Linked DNA regions of Homo sapiens: region 2 is linked to region 1. Evidence: chromatin loops called from intact Hi-C (ENCODE). Cell type or tissue: heart left ventricle. All regions are shown on one strand. Each heading gives the region's core, and the rest is flanking DNA. Links, peaks and the distances in the headings are about the cores only.

Region 1 (2,906 bases), core at 281-2,780:
CTTCTTCAATCCACCAGAGCCTCCTTTTCCAATTTTTTTTTTTTTTTTTTTTTTTTTTTGAGACGGAGTCTCGCTCTGTCGCCCAGGCTGGAGTGCAGTGGCACAATCTTGGCTCACTGCAAGCTCCGCCTCCTGGATTCACGCCATTCTCCTGCCTCAGCCTCCCGAGTAGCTGGGACTACAGGCGCCTGCCACCAGGCCCGGCTAATTTTTTGTATTTTTAATAGAGGCGGGGTTTCACCGTGTTAGCCAGGATGGTCTCGATCTCCTGACCTCGTGATCCACCCGCCTCAGCCTCCCAAAGTGCTGGGATTACAGGCCTGAGCCACCGCGCCCGGCTCCTTTTCCAATTTCTACCCAGAGCCTGGGCCAGGGGGAGTGGAATCTGCTTAGCTGAAGGTCTGAGGTGCAGGGGAGTAAGAGGACAGTGAGAAGAAAGAGCAGAAAGGAAGTCAATCCCGGGGTCCTCAGGCCTGGCCAAACAAAGCCATCTGCCTTGTCTGGAAAAGCTCATTTGCAAAGGCTTTGGTGAAAGTTCACATTTCTCCAGGCTGCGGCAGCTTGGAAGAGCCATGCAGCGACTGAAAGGTCAAACAGGAGATGCGCAGCACTCCACTCCCATTGAGCCGCCACCTAGAGCGGTGTCAAATGTGGTTTTGCCACTTCCACCGACAAGATAGGACGTTTGAGCATCTAGGGCAAATGATGCCACAGAAACTATAAGCCAGGCAAAACCCTGGATCTCCCAATCACTTTCTCTCCAGGAATAAGCTTCAGTGTCCATGGGCTGCTTGTGGAGGGGATGGGACCAGCCAGAACAGGGATCTGCTCCAGCCGGGGGGTGGCGGGGGGAGGGAGTTAAAAAAGAGAATGCGGCCGGGCACAGTGGCTCACGCCTGTAATTCCAGCACTTTGGGAGGCCAAGGTGGGCGGATCACGAGGTCAGGAGATTGAGACCATCCTGGCTAACACAGTGAAACCCCATCTCTACTAAAAACACAAAAAATTAGCCGGGCGTGGTGGTGGGCACCTGCAGTCCCAGCTGCTTGGGAGGCTGAGGCAGCAGAATGGCGTGAACCCGGGAGGCGGAGCTTGCAGTGAGCTGAGATCGTGCCACTGCACTCCAGCCTGGGCGACAGAGCGAGACTCCGTCTCAAAAAAAAAAAAAAAAAAAAGAGAGAGAGAGAATGCAGAATTTGTGTCTTTGAAGGCTGGCAGAGCCATCTGTCCTGCTCATCTCTTAAGACTGATGAAACCGAAGCTCCACAGTAGTTGGTAGAAGATAGATGGCAAAAGCTAGGACAGAACCCACACTCAGAGAGAGACCCTTGCCCTACAAAGGGTCACCTACTGCTGCGCCTAAAGGCTGTGCCCCATATGACACATCCAGCCTGGCACACATGCCAGCCTGACACATCCAGGCTGGAAACCTTCTAGGAGAGACTGGGGGTGGCCACCAGAGGCTCAACCATGGGGACACAGGACCCAGAATTGCATCCTTGACCTGGGCTCTGTGGACTGGCCCATGGGCTGGCTTCTCCGCCCTGCCCCGCCCATGCACCATCCTTCTGAAGGAAGACATCCCCATCCAATGGCCTGTGCTACAGACTCATGAGGGCCTTTGCACTCTGGTTCTTAGCTCCTGGTTTTCTGCCAACCAGAGGTATAATGGACTTTCTTATTTTATTTCATTGGCTTGTAAAGGAACATAACCAAATAGTGACGAGAGAGAAGCTGGCAGTGGTGGAGGCCTCAGCAAAGGCTGGAGAAAAGCCAGGAGTTAAGTAATGCCTTGGCCATTAGCTTTCCCCAGAGGAGCAGCGGCATTGCTGGGGCTAGGATGGAGGATATGAGGGGTGGGGCTGGGGAGACACAGATGTGCAGGGGCTGGAGTTCCTTTCCCAACCTGGGACTGACAAATCCTAGCCCAGGGAGGGAGGGGTAGAGCTACCTCCTGACTTGTTCTCCTCTAGGATGAGCCATATTCCTTTCCCCGCCTGGCTTTTCCTTCTTATTAGGTTGTCATCATTATCGTCACAACCACCACCACGTACTTGGCTTATAAGTCCTACTCAACCCCTTCATATGATGATATCTAATCCTTCTAGCCTGCCCTCGCCCTCAAGGCAAGTAATGTTATCCCAGTTAGACAAATGAGGAATCAGATGCTCAGCAAAGTCAAGTCACTGTCCATGCCCTCCTTCCATCAGGGAGTCGCTGAGCTGGGATGTAAGCCCAGGTCTGTCTGTCCCTAAAGCCTGTCACTCCTCCATCAGCCCCTGGAAGATCAACCAAAATAAATGGAAGGCTTAGTGTTAACACAGCCCTGGATAAGCTGCCATATAATAGAGGCCAATGGCTGGTCGGTTATCCTTGCTGATAAATGTGGTGGCCCAGGAACTCAGCAGGTCTGGAGTGATGGGGGTTGATCCCCAGCCTCACTCTATGGGCTCTATCACCCTGAGCAACTCAGGTGACCTCAACAGGCTCAGCTTCCTCATTGAGGGCAGAGATTTCAGCCTGGGTGGTTCACTGCTGAATTCCCTGTGCCTAGAACTTATTCTCAATAAAAATTTGTCAAATGAATGAATGAATCTGAAAAATGGAAATCCCAGTAACAGCCTCCCCACCTGGTTTATTAATGAGTGATAATGTAGGAGGGCACTTGGCACAGAGCACGACACATCCTAAGGGATCAATAAGCAGAAGTTGCTGGTCATTAATACTATTATTACATATTATTATAACGCTATTATTGCTTTTCAAGGTCATTATAGGGATCAATGCATTTGGGAAATATAAATGTAAGGCAATATCTTTACAATAACTAGTAACCAATGCTGACAAATAAGGGCAGACACTGACAAGTGGTCCCCATGAACACCGTACCGCCCACCACAGAGGCA
Region 2 (2,906 bases), core at 321-2,820, 100 kb after region 1:
CAGATCACTTGAGGTCAGGCATTTGGAGATGAGCCTGACCAACATGGTAAAACCCCATCTCTACTAAAAATACAAGAAAATTAGCCAGGGGTGGTGGTGCACGCCTGTAATCCCAGCTACTCAGGATGCTGAGGCAGAAGAATCACTTGAACTTAGGAGGTGGAGGTTGCAATGAGCTGAGATTGTGCCACTGCACTTCAGCCTGGAAGACAGAGCAAGACTGTCTCCAAACAAAAACAAAAACAAAAACAAAAACAAAAAAACAACAAAAAAACAGTACACAAAGTCATATTCCCACAAAGAGTAACAGCATGGGGCAGGCACTGGGCAGAAGAAAGGACTTAGGTTTCAGGTAGTGATTCTCAACCAGGGGCAATTTTGCTTTCCAGGGGACCTTGGCAATGTCTGAAGACATTTTTGATTGTCATGACTGGGGGTGGGGGATGCTATTGGCAGGTAGTGAGTAAAGGCCAGAGATGCTGCGCAACTTCCTACAATGCACAGGACAGTGCCCACGACAAAGAATCATCTGGCCCCCAACGTCAGTAGTGCTGAGGTGGAGGAGCCCTGGCTTGGAGCCTGGTCTGCATGAGTTGAACAGCTCTGCCACTTACAAGCTCTGTCATTTTGTGGGGGATGTTCGACTTCACCGGGACTCAGCTTCCAGATGGGTACAATGAAAATTATTATAACTACCTTGCAGAAGGATTAAATGAGATGCTGAATAAATGAGCACGTCTAGACCCAACTGCTATGAATACCAGTGCACATCTAGAGGCCCCAGGAAACAGTACCGGTGGCCCATTTTTAAGAGGAGAGAGGGAGGAAAAAGCCCTGGGTGCTGCAGATCAGCAAATACCCCCAACTTCGCGTGAGAGTTCCTATATCCCCTCATCTGCCTCCGTCCTGAACTCTGTCCCCTGAAGCAAATTCATTCAAGAAACATCTTCCCCATAAAGAAGAGGAGGGAGAAGGAAAAACAAAACCGAAAAAAACAGCAAAATCATAATAAGTCTGGGTCAGCTCCCATCAGCTGGTTGTGATCAAAACCACATTCATATTCAGTCTGCTGGGGCTAAGCGGAAGGCTGCAGACCATCTCAGGAATGTGAGTTCCCAGCCACTGGCCACCTTCCCCTGCAAACTTTACAAAGAGCTGCTTGCAGAGGGTCAGGGAGCAGGCACTCTCCCCTCACCATCCCTCGGCACCTGTCCAGACAAGGTGGGTAGTAGCTGGATTCCAGGGGCAACCAAACATCCTCTGTTCTCGAAGAGCCCCATCCTCCTGCACTTCAGTGGTGAGAGGAAGGTTCCGGAAGAGAGGCCAGTGCATAGCTTCTGCCCATACCCTCCCCACAGAAACAATTAAGTAGCTCAGGCTGTGGCTGCCAAGTTTCTCTGTCCAATTTGGTAGATATTTTAATAGAGGAGGAGAATTCCCAGAGGCCCCCCGACGGAAATGCCCCATGTCAGGGAATGTTTGTTTTCATTTCTTTTTGCCGTCAATGAATTCTACTCATGGCAAAGGCTCTGGGCTGGATCAGATCCACACAGAAGCTAACTAGAAGCATTTGTGCCTTGAAATAAATCTCTCTTTGGGGAATGAGTTATATATACATCCGTGTGGGGGGACCTATGCACACATACTCACACACGCATATATATTATGCATTACAGACAAAATACATGGGCAAATCCCCAAGCAGGCAGCCCCGAGCTTCTGGGAGGGAAGGTGATCCGCCTGTTAGCTTCAAAGGACATTTAAAGAAAAGTGGAAGGCCAGGCGCGGTGGCTCACGCCAGCAATCCCACTTTGGGAGGCTGAGGCGGGCAGATCACCTGAGGTCAGAAGTTCAAGACCAGCCTGGCCAACATGGTGAAACCCCGTCTCTACTAAAAGTACAAAAATTAGCTAGACATGGTGTCAGGCGCCTGTAATCCCAGCTACTCAGGAGGCTGAGGCAGGGGAATCACTTGAACCCGGGAGGCAGAGGTTGCAGTGAGCCGAGATGACACCATTGCACTCCAGCCTGGGCGACAAGAGCAAGGCTCCATCCAAAAAAAAAAAAAGAAAGAAAAGAAAAGTGGCTTGTTGGGAAAACTCAATGATGGATAGTGTGCCCTGTGAGTAGGGAAAAGGTTCAGGAAAGCAGAACTTGCTGCAGGGTAGAAGGTAGCTCCGTGTGACGGGACAAATAACAACAGCCACCACCACATAGTGTTTACGACGTACCAGGATCCACGCTGAGTGTTTCACACAGCGCACAGCAACGCAATAACAACAGCTATTATTATTACCACTAGTATCATCCCCATATTACAGATGAGCAAAATAAAGCTCAGAAACATTAAGGGGCTTGCTCAAGGTCATGAGGCCAGTTGGCAGCAGAGCTAGGATTCGAGCCCAGATGGGGTTGGCCCCAAAGGAAGTCCCCAGTCTCTAGGACACTGGCCCCCTCCCTTCCCATCACCTTCAATTAGGGGTCAGAAGGCATTGCCCCTCCCCCTGCCTACTATGGCTAGGTTTTTTGTCTTCTGGGACCCCCCAGTCACTACTCCTTCACTAAGGGGATCTGATCTGCAGGGCTCCTCCCCAGAAGAGCCCTTAGGGAAAGCAGGCAGGGCCACAGCCCCTGAGCTCGCCCTGCCCCCTGCCACAAGGAGGCCGGTCCCTGGACTGAGCATAGGTGTGCCTGCCAGGCAGTCCATGAACCAGCTCTCACTCTGAGTGTTCGTGAGTTGACTTTAGAAGCCTTCTTTTGTGAGATGATAATCCCCTCCTAATTTGTCTTTCATAGGCATCCATTATTTCGGCTCTCAACCTTGCTTAAAGCAAGGCCCACTCACAGGCAGGAACCGGCAGCAACTCCAACACCCTGCTGAGCCTCTCACCCTCGCCCCCTGTGTC

Evidence for each region. Hi-C counts contacts between places; a loop is a spot of excess contacts. Peaks named below come from ENCODE experiments on the same cell type or tissue, not always from the same donor. Only the 100,000 strongest peaks of a DNase experiment are listed, where the experiment ranks them.
Region 2: it touches region 1 in a loop (1.8-fold over the local background); 1 of 110 quality-filtered maps calls a loop at or near these places.

What each region holds. Positions count from the first base shown.
Region 1 is chr17:57,573,098-57,576,003 of GRCh38, reverse strand. All of the region lies in intron 7 of MSI2 (musashi RNA binding protein 2), which reads right to left. It overlaps LOC107984993 (a long non-coding RNA gene), which reads right to left. Exons shown (of 2, transcript XR_001752947.3): 2 at 1,176-2,906. Among named protein-coding and RNA genes, the nearest start is that of MSI2-AS1, 34 kb to the left of the region's middle. In heart left ventricle, for the core only: no CTCF peak of the experiment used is centred there; a DNase peak (open chromatin) is centred at 1,825; H3K27ac peaks cover 1,145 bases.
Region 2 is chr17:57,472,060-57,474,965 of GRCh38, reverse strand. All of the region lies in intron 6 of MSI2 (musashi RNA binding protein 2), which reads right to left. Among named protein-coding and RNA genes, the nearest start is that of MSI2-AS1, 130 kb to the left of the region's middle. RefSeq lists an enhancer at 2,157-2,906. In heart left ventricle, for the core only: no CTCF peak of the experiment used is centred there; a DNase peak (open chromatin) is centred at 1,437; H3K4me3 peaks cover 299 bases; H3K27ac peaks cover 1,265 bases.